Regions from separate parts of the Mus musculus genome. Here region 2 is linked to region 1. A link is a loop called in an ENCODE intact Hi-C map of the cell type or tissue named here. Cell type or tissue: heart. All regions are shown on one strand. Region 1 holds the start of Gm34766 (a long non-coding RNA gene). Region 2 holds the start of Fyttd1 (forty-two-three domain containing 1).

Region 1 (5,000 bases):
CTGAAGAGCAGACCCACAGCTGCAAACACCTGGACATGGAGCCCTGAGAGTGTCCTTGGCTTGCCCAGGTATCTTCCTCCTCCCTGAAGTGCTCTGTTTAGAGCCCTCCCTCAGTCCCGCTGGGACTTCTCAAAGGGAGGGCACAAAAAGTGGCTGTGTCCCCTGGGAAGTAAGCTCCGCCCGGCCCCAGGTCATTCGCACTGTCTTCCCCTTGGCCCATCTACAGGAATTTGTTCAAAGTGAATCGATCAGTGAATCAAGTGCTTCCTTTCAGAGTTTACTGTGCATGTGTGGGGTGTACCAGGTAGTCACAGCTCAGAGACCTAATGTTCCCGGTCAGGACGCTGGTGAGACGTCTGTGGGAAAGGATTTTAGATTGTCAGGCCCTCTGCAGACCTATGAGCCCCATTACATGTTTGCAAGGCAGTGTCCACTTAGTGCCTCTCAGGCAGTGACAGGGAGGAGAGGCAAGCACAATGGTCCTTAAATGACAGAGCCAGCAGACATTCCTCTCTGCCTTCTCTTCCTCCTTCCCTTGGGTTCAGACTTGCATGGCGGTTTCACCCCTCTCTGCTCTTCCTCCTTGGTTTGTCTCAATCACTTACTTCCCCTGGGGTGACCCGCAGCATTCAGTTCCAACTTTATGACTGCTTCCTGAAGCCTCTGGGCCAGCGCGACAGGGTCACACACGTTTACACACCCTCAGACCGCCAAATCCAATGCCAGAGGTAGCATGTGGTTCTGCAGCAGGAAGAAGCACACACGGGGCACCCCAGCAGGAAAGCCCCAGCAGGGCACCCCTAAGGAAGGCCTCCCCAGCAGGGTGCCCCAGCAGGAAAGCCCCAGCAGGGCACCCCTAAGGAAGGCCTCCCCAGCAGGGTGCCCCCAAGCCAGGCACCCCCAGCAGGGCACCCCAGCAAGGACTCCTCAGCAGGGCACCCCCAAGCCAGGCCTCCCCAGCGGGGCACCCCTAGCAAGGTTCCGCAGGCGTAGCACACCGACGCTCTGGCTCACACTCAGTCTGGGAGACCCTGCAATGGGGAATTGAGCCTCCCCAGTCTCCCTTCTCCACCTCATCCCACGGCTTGATGGTTCCTGTAGTCACCTGCCAAACAGCTGGTTCAAGGTCAGGCTAATTCAAAGCACTAACCCTGGTCTAATCCTGGCTGCTTGCCAGAACAGCATGGACTGCTTTTGGAAAAAGTCTCACCAAGGCCATCACTGTGGTACTAGTCACCAAGCCTGAGGTCAATCCCTGACAGGAGAGAACAGACCTCCACACATGCACTGAGACACATGCGCACACACACACACACACACACACACACACACACACACGCATACACGCACGCACACGCGCACGCGCACGCGCACGCACGCACACGCACACGCACACGCACAGCTAAAGTTAATGTAGGGCTGGAGAGATGGCTCAGGGGTTAAGAGCACTTCTTGCTCTTGCAGGGGACTCAATTTCAGGTCCCAGAAACCTCATGGCAGCTAACTCCAATCTCTAGAGATCTGTCACCTTCTTCTGGTCTCCAAGGGTACTGCATGCATCTGGTGCACAGACATGCATGCATGTCTCTCCATGTCTTGACTGGAGATGCTAAGTGATCAGCTACCTCATGCTCTGTGCCCCATAATCTCTCTATCATGAACCGAAGTTGACCATTGCTTAGGTTGCTTTTGCTAGGCATTTGTGGCTCCAAAGGGCCTGCCAGCTCTCAGCCTCAAGTTAACCAGGCTCCTTTGAGCCCAACACATAGTTATTCTTTACTGTTAGAAGTAACCTGGAGCGGAAAATAGGAGTTTGGATGTAGATCATCCTAGATCGAGACCCATACTTATCAGCTGTGTAACCTCCCTGGCTGCCCTGGAACTCACTCTGTAGACCAGGCTGGCCTTGAACTCAGAGATTCGCCTGCCTCTGCCTCCCCAGTGCTGGGATTAAAGGCATGTGCCACCACCATCTCGCTGAATTTGAGAAGAGCACTGACATCTTAAGCCGACTGAAAGGATCCAATAAATAGAGAATTCCAAGCACAGGTAGTCATCAGAAAAGACATGCATTCTAATGGAGGACAGTAGCTCCCCCTAGGGGACAAGTTGAGAAGTTCAAGAGCTATTTTTATCACAATGCCGGGGTCACAAGGGCAGGGACCCCCCACAACACAGGACAGGGATGCCTGAGAAAAAATGTCCTGTAGTATATGGAACAAAGGAAGGTTTGTACATCTTTTAGACAACCTGAATTTTCCAGGAACTCAACCACTGTGCAAAATTGAGGGAGTTGTCTGTTTTCTCTGGCACCTCACCAAGAGCCGTTAGCTTCTTGGAACTTCTCACAGCACTGCCAGTGTGGTGCCAGTCCCAGGTGCCCACACTAGACACGGGCATCGGACCTTCTAACTGTTCTTGACCCGGGTTTCTCACACTCTAAAGTGCACTCCACTCTCCAGGGTGTATGCATGTGGGTGTGCCTGTGGCCTAAAAGGGTTAGGGGCCTCTCTATCCTTCTTCTCCTTACTCCCTTAAGACAGAGTCTCTCACTGAACCTAGATCTGGACCCAGTCACCCAATCCCACAGCACTGGGGTTAGAGGCATATGTGTGAACATGCCCATCTTTTTTATGTGGTGCTGGGACCCACATTCTCGCTAGCACAGCAAGCACCCTTACCTACTAAGGTTCCTTACCCATCCCCATTCTGGCTTGCTTGAGCCTCAGATGGGCGCTGTCCACAGTGAGTACTTGGGAAACTGAGGGAAAGAAGATCAGGTGAGGGCTGGGGTGGGGGGAGACACCTAGCAGTCACACATGAGGACAGATTACATCATCTTTGATATCCTCCACACTCACGCCACAGTATGAGATACACACAGAGAGAGAGAGAGAGAGACAGACAGACAGACAGACAGAGAGACAGAGAGACAGACAGAGACAGAGAGACAGAGAGAGACAGAGAGAGACAGAGATAGAGAGAGACAGAGAGAGACAGAGAGAGGCAGAGAGAGGCAGAGAGACAGAGACAGAGAGACAGAGAGATGTAATTTTAAAAACAAAACATTTAAAGCTGGGCTCAGCTGCATGTTAGCTGTGACCCTGACCCCCACGTGGGAGAGACAGAGGTAGGCTGGTTCCTGGAGCTAAGGGTCAGTCAACCTAGCCAAACGAGTGAGTTCTGCTCCAGGCTCAGTGAAAGACCCAGTCTTTTGTTGTTGTTTGTTTTATTTTTTTTTGTTTGTTTCAAAAGTGGAAAGCCACTGAAGGAGGTAGCGGACATTGACCTTTGGCATCCACCCCACGTGCACACATACATACCTGCTATACATATTATAGAGAAATATGTACCCTAAATTACAATCACCTGCTAAAACCAACGAACACACAAGCATTTCTCTATGCATCTTAGGTATGGCCGTGTTTATAATAGACACGGTGTCTGTGTCCCAACCAAAAACTGCTCAGTACACGTGAGTCCAGAGAAACCTGGCTTCTCACGAGACAAGCACTTGACAGGTAACTGCTGTGAAGGAGGCAGATATCAGTACCCAACAGCCATGATGACCATGCTCCAACAAAAGAAATACTCTTGACGTGAACATAAAGAGAAAAATCATAGCAGATAGATGAAATATTAAAAGAAGTAAAGTGGAATGAGAAGTGACTCATTGCTGTACCCAGACAACAGTCATCCCTGTGTTAACAACTCTACAGAGCGAAGGTGGAGAGTTGGACTATTGCAGATCTGGAGCTGAGACATCTTGGGCTATCTTTAGCTCCTTTTTAGGTAATCATTGGCTAGATATGGCCTAACATCTGTGTAACTGTGTGGCTATCACATGAACTTACGGTGATGTGGTCATAGACTGCTGGCTTCCACCAACCCAAAAGCTAAGAAGGACGGCAGATGGCATCTGAAGGTTACAGAGGTCTCCTCGATTTGCAATAAGCCGTCTAGCTGATATTTCTGCTGATGTATCTGGAAAGTGCCTAGATTTATCAATTTTTATATTCTGTGACTGTTAAACAAAAACAACAAACAAACAAACAAAAAAAACTTCATGAACTGGAGAGTTGGCTCTGCTCTTCCAGGGGTCCTGAGTTCAATTCCCAGCAACCACATGGTGGCTCACAACCATCTGTAATGGGATCAAATGCCCTCTTCTGGTGTGTCTGAAGGGAGGGACAGTGGACTCACATAAAATAAATAAATAAATCTTTAAAAAAAAAAAAACAACTTTCATGAGACTACTTTTTAAAACAGAACTGAAAACTAAACAATATGAATTATACTGGTGTGTGTGTGTGTGTGTGTGTGTGTGTGTGTGTGTGTTTTCTGCTCTTCTAGAGCACGGCAGCTCACCTGCATGTATAACTCTAGTTCCAGGGGAGCCAATTTCCTTTTCTGGCCTCCCCAGACACACAGGACACACATGTTGCACAAATGTCAGCAAAACACTCACTCCTGCACATAAAATAAAGTAGATAAATCTTAAAATGCTAGTAGTAATAAAACAAAGCCTGAGCTTTATATGTCTTCACTCTCATTCCTCAGCAGACGGGGACCCTTCGGTGTGTCGTCACTGTGTTTGACTTTTGGCGTTGATGTTTGAATTACTCCCTTGAGTTTCATCATCTTGTCTGAGGGTTAGGACAGAATTCCCCAACCCTTCTGAAATGGCCTTAAACACACCTGTTGTCTGATGCTATACGTGTGTGAGGAAGTGTGCACAGCACTGACCATTACAAACTCAAAGCAGTCGATGATCACCAAAGAACACCAAAGTTTCTGTGTCCTGTGGTCTCAGAGTAGCAGAGTTATGTATGGCAGGCACAATATCAAAGGCACAACTCCCACGGCAGCGTCTGAGACTGCCTGAAAAATAGACCAGAGCATCCATCCCACTGGAAAATTAACAAATATTAGGTGGTAGCACTTAACCCCCGCACTCAGAAGGCAGAGGCAGGCGGATTTCTAAGTTTGAGGCCAGCCTG
Region 2 (5,000 bases), 180 kb before region 1:
AACAGAAGAGATAACACGAATGTAAAGAAATATCATGAGTGTTTCCAGGCCCAGGATTACCCTAAACAACATCCTCAGAATAGGTTACATCTAAGTTCTGTAGTCCCTAAGCAGCCAGTTCCTCCTTCCTACCTCAGCCTAGGGCCATTTTAAGATGTCCCCACAGGAGCAGACAAAATGGAGGCATCTTGTCACCTCCTCAGCCTAGAACTGTCACAGGAGTCATCGCTGTGGTGCATCTCCTTTTCCACCTCAGCCTAAAGCCTAGAGGTGGAAAAGGAAACGTGCCACCCCGAAATACTGCTGCAGAAGCTGTCCCACCGTGGCAGTCCACAGCTCCTTTCCAGCCTCTCCGTGATGGCATCTCAGCCAAAGGGGCCTGTGGTCGATTGGTCGGTCGGAAAGGACTTCCTATCCTAACCCATGGGCCCCAAGGCAGAGAAAAAGGTTGAAAATCTACCAATCCCTGAGCAGGAAAAACCCACCAATCGCTGAGCTTCCCACAAAACCTAACCAATCCCTGAGTAGGAAAACTCACCAATACTTATTCTGGAAATCTGTCCGGAAAAGCTCTATCCCCCTAAGAAACCCTATATAAGCCCTTGCCTTTTGTCCAATTCCCTGTTGTCCTATAGTGGGAGCAGAGGGCAGCCATTACTGGATTCGTCCCTCTTCTCTCTGGATCTACCAATAAATCTCTTTTATGCGATTTGCTGCCTGGTGTGACTGATAAGAAGCCAAGAAGCAATGAAGAGAAGCAAACAAGTGGAGTAGGTCTGAGACTCTTGAGCTCCTCAGCTCAGCTGGGAATACCCTCCCCTGGGAGCTGCGAAGGTTTCCTTTCAGAGCTGTGTGGTTCCTGGGCACCAGTGTCTCAGGATGCCCTTCCACTGGGACACCTGCTCCCCTCTTCAGCTGTATGGTCCCTGGGCTTCTGAGGCCCAGGATAGCCTTCCATTAGAAAAGAAACACAAGTTCAGTATTCAGGTATTTTAAAATATCCAAGAGGGGCAGTGTGGTGAGAAGAGACCCGGAAAGAGGAAAAAGAAAGAGAGCACTGATTCTATCCAGTACCATACATAACTTGACTCTACAAAAGAAAAAAAAAGAAAAGAAAAGAAGGAATTACTTTTGGATTTGCTAAGCCAAACCAAACAGAAGCCCTCATACTGTTGGATTGGAATTATTTTTTTTTTCGAAAATAAAAAACAATCCTCATGCTTTTCTTACATAATCATCAGCAAACCACGGCATCCTTTTTATGTACACGGGACCCCATGTTCTACCTGACATTTTATCAATCTGCGTACATCTCTCCCTCCCCACCCCCAACTGGCTAACTTTGAAACCGTGCTAGAGAACACGCTTCAGTAAACACCTAATCAAACTCAGTAATACGGTTCACGCTTAACGACCCCTCCGAGCGGCCGTTCAGGGACCGCGTCCGGGACCCCCGGCGTTCCCAGGGGAGGCGCCGGTTGGAAATCGCCCGTGCCCAGCGCACTTCTGGGCATTCACACCAGACAAGCTATTCTCGCGGTTGCTGGCTTTAGTCAGTTGCAGCCCCAGGCTGGTTCTAAGACCCTTTAAAAGGAAAAGCCCCGGGTGGGTGAGCACACGCCGGCCCGGGTAGCCCAAGAGACTCCGTCCTGCGGGGAAAGAAGACAGCAGCTACGGACCCTGCGGACCGCCGGGCCCGGCCAGTCCTTGTTACGACCCCTCCCTACCCCCGGGGGTGGGACACACCGGGGTCGCTCCCGTCCCATCGGGGGGGGGGGGTCCTCGCCGGTTCCGCCCACGCGCGACCAAACCGGACAGGCAACCGCGGTCAACCGCCCCTTCCCCCACCGTGCCTCCCGCCCCCTCCCCCCACCACGACGCGGCCACCCTGGTCTCTCACCCAGGGACATATCGATTTTGTCCAGGTTCTCATTGCTTCGTGCTTTCGGTGGCGGCGGCGGGGTCGCCGTGGCTCCTACCAACCGGGTGCCAAACCGGTTCATGACTGGGGTTGCGGCGTCGGAGCAGTCAGCCGGGAAGGCCAGAGTCGCAGGCCCGCCGCCTCCCACTCACGCACGCAGACTAGCTGCAGCGCAGAGCGCGCACGCGCGCCGGCGGCGTCCTCGCCCTCCCACCTCCCAGCAGCGGGCGGGGGAGAGGGACTACCGAGACGAGCTGCGGGCGGCTAGAGCGGCCCACGCGAAACTGGCGCCTAGCGGCCCTTACCGGTGCGGGGCGCCGTCCTGGAGCCTCAGCCCAGGGCGCCGGGAATAGCGGCTGTCCTAGCGCCTCGACGGTCCACACCATTGGCAGCGCCTCCGAAACCGAGTCTGAACGACTAGCCTGGCCCTGCTGTTCCGGCCCGTCCTGCTGCGGAAAGGCCCGGCACGCCCCTCTGCAGTGCAGCCTACGGAGGCTGGACAGACCCCTGCGAGCCGAGATTGCAGCGATGGGTCCCAGCTCCCCTGTCCCTGAGTTGCCACGTCTGATAGCAAAGGCTGCAGTGACAGTTCTTGAGTCACCTTAACAATAAAAGTAAATGCTAATGTATCTGTGCCTTGTCTCAGTTGGCACTCTATAAACATTTGGCACGGTACTAGCTACCTTAGTAAGACCTCATCTTCCCTTGGGAGGGTAAGTACTTCTGTTTATTTGGTTGCGTTTTTCTATTACTCAATTGAGTGGCGAAATATATATATTTTCCTTAATCGTCTTTATAGAAAAACTTAATGTTTCCATTCCAGCTTAATAATTCGTTTCCCCTTTACGAAATGTTATTCCCCCCCCCCCTTTTTTTTTTACTTTATTTTCTACAACGCACCTGCGTGGAAGCATGCCTGTTATTCCATCCCCCACATAACAGCTCAAAACCATCTCAGGCATTTTCATCTAAGGAAAAAAAAACAGCGTCAAGTGTTCTGTTCGTGTAGAAATCTCTGCCACCGTTTTCTTCACTTCCTAAAATTTCTTTAGTAGAGACCTGAGCTAGCTTTGTAGTGACCCAAGAAATCTGAAAACCACACTATCCTATATTTAATTTAGTAATGTCACAATCCATGTGATTTGCAAATTCAACAGCCGTGACACATTTTACTATTTTTTGCTTGGAGCTTCCATACTTTAAAACACTTCATATCATGTACAATTGCATCTATTAATAACATATTTTCTAACTTTTACCAGCTGAGACCTGGTTATATTGTATCTACCCTTTTTAGTAAAGATTGTGACAGCTATTGATCCATCTTAAAACTACATACTAATGCTTCTTACGATATGGTTAAAAGAAAAGGCCACTCTTAATTCGTGATTCCATCCAAAAGCATGATGTTTTGGGGTGTTTGATGAATCATAGTAGTCTTATCTTGAGGAAATGTATAATTTTCTATTGAGAATTTGAGAAATACAATCCCTTATTCTCAAAAGTCAAGTTGGGCCAGGTGTGTTTTGCAGTGCCTTTAATTGCAATACTCGGGAGGCAAAGAATAGTGAGTGAATTTCTGTAAGCTGTAAACAAGCCAGGTCATAGTTCCAGGACAATCAGGGCTATGTAAAGATTACCTGTCTCAAAACAACAGCAAAAGTCAAGTTGGTTTTCTTTCCCATGGCAAAACTGTAACTGTATATAGTCAGTTAACATAGCACACACCTATGAGGGCATACAAGAAACTAATGGTAAAAAGTTTGAATTCAGCAAGATTCAACAGTAAAATCTGGCACGTAGAATAGTAGAATAGCTGATGCTTTTGCCACAAGGTCCTTGGGTTTGCTATTTTACTCTCCAACCCCAACCCCTTGAACTGCTAGCAACTGGGGAAGCTAGATTGTAAAGAAGAGTGTGGATGAGGCCAGGCACCTTTGGACTTAGTACTGAGAGGCAGGCAGATCTCAGAGCTCCAGACCAGCCAGAGCTCCACAGTGAGGCTGTCTCAAAACAACCAAACCAAAACCAAACCACCCAACAAGAAAGCTTCTACCGTTCCTGGGTTTATTGAGTACAGCATTTATCATTCTCTTCCGTCACTTGTTATATTACCTTATGGAATGCTATAGGCCTTAGTCTGCATAAGTTATCCTAAGAGTCTTTACAACCCTGAGTTGGGTGGTGGTGGTGGTGCACAACTTTAATCCCAGCAGAGGCAGGCAGATCTCTGAGTTTGAGGCCAGAAACCCTATCTTTACATTTCTGAGATGCTCTAAGCACAAGATGTTTCTCCCTGCATTAGCCCTCTGCCATTAGTTATAACTTCTGCACTCTCTGCTCATTTGTAGAAGTAAACTACAGAAAAGAATTGTAGATTGGTTCTTTTTTTTTTTTTTAAGATTTATTTATTTATTTATTTATTTAATGTAAGTACACTGTAGCTGTTTTCAGGCACACCAGAAGAGGGCATCCGATCTCATTGCAGATGGATCTCATTACAGAGCTACCATATGGTTGCTGGGATTTGAATTCAGGACCTTTGGAAGAACAGTCAGTGCTCTTAATTGCTGAGCCAACTCTCCAGCCCAGCTTTTTTTTTTTTTTTTTTTTTTTGGTTTTTTGAGACAGGGTTTCTCTGTACAGCCCTGGCTGTCCTGGAACTCACTCTGTAGACCAGGCTGGCCTTGGACTCAGAAATCTGCCTGCCTCTGCCTCCCGAGTGCTGGGATTAAAGGCGTGCGTCACACGCCCAGCTCACCTCTGCCTTCTTAGTGCCAATTGTACACTACCATACCCAGCTTGGAAAGTCTGTTTACATTTATTATTGATTGATTGATTGACTGTATATGTGTGTGTGGTGTGCATGTATGTGAGCACATGTAACATGGCACGTGTGGAATCAGAGGACCACTTGTGGGAGTCCATTCTCTCTTTCTACCATGTAGGGATCACACTCTTATTGTCAGACTTAGCAGCAAGCACCCTCACTCACTGAGCCATCTTACCAGCCCATCTTGTTTCTAATCTTCTTTCTAATCTACATGAAAAAGTTAAGGCATTTAGATTTTGAAAGCAT

The links. Hi-C counts contacts between places; a loop is a spot of excess contacts. Peaks named below come from ENCODE experiments on the same cell type or tissue, not always from the same donor. Only the 100,000 strongest peaks of a DNase experiment are listed, where the experiment ranks them.
Region 2: it touches region 1 in a loop (4-fold over the local background); 6 of 42 quality-filtered maps call a loop at or near these places.

Annotation. Positions count from the first base shown.
Region 1 is chr16:32,694,401-32,699,400 of GRCm38, reverse strand. Gm34766 (a long non-coding RNA gene) reads right to left here and starts at 734. Exons shown (of 3, transcript XR_384827.2): 1 at 606-734. In heart, a CTCF peak has its summit at 2,120 (motif pointing left); no DNase peak of the experiment used is centred here; H3K27ac peaks cover 567 bases.
Region 2 is chr16:32,874,897-32,879,896 of GRCm38, reverse strand. It overlaps Fyttd1 (forty-two-three domain containing 1), which reads right to left and starts at 2,113. Exons shown (of 9, transcript NM_027226.4): 1 at 1,901-2,113. The coding sequence starts at 2,003. It also overlaps a transcript of Rubcn not described here. In heart, CTCF peaks have their summits at 2,227 and 4,405 (motif pointing right); DNase peaks (open chromatin) are centred at 436 and 2,156; H3K4me3 peaks cover 2,933 bases; H3K27ac peaks cover 1,929 bases.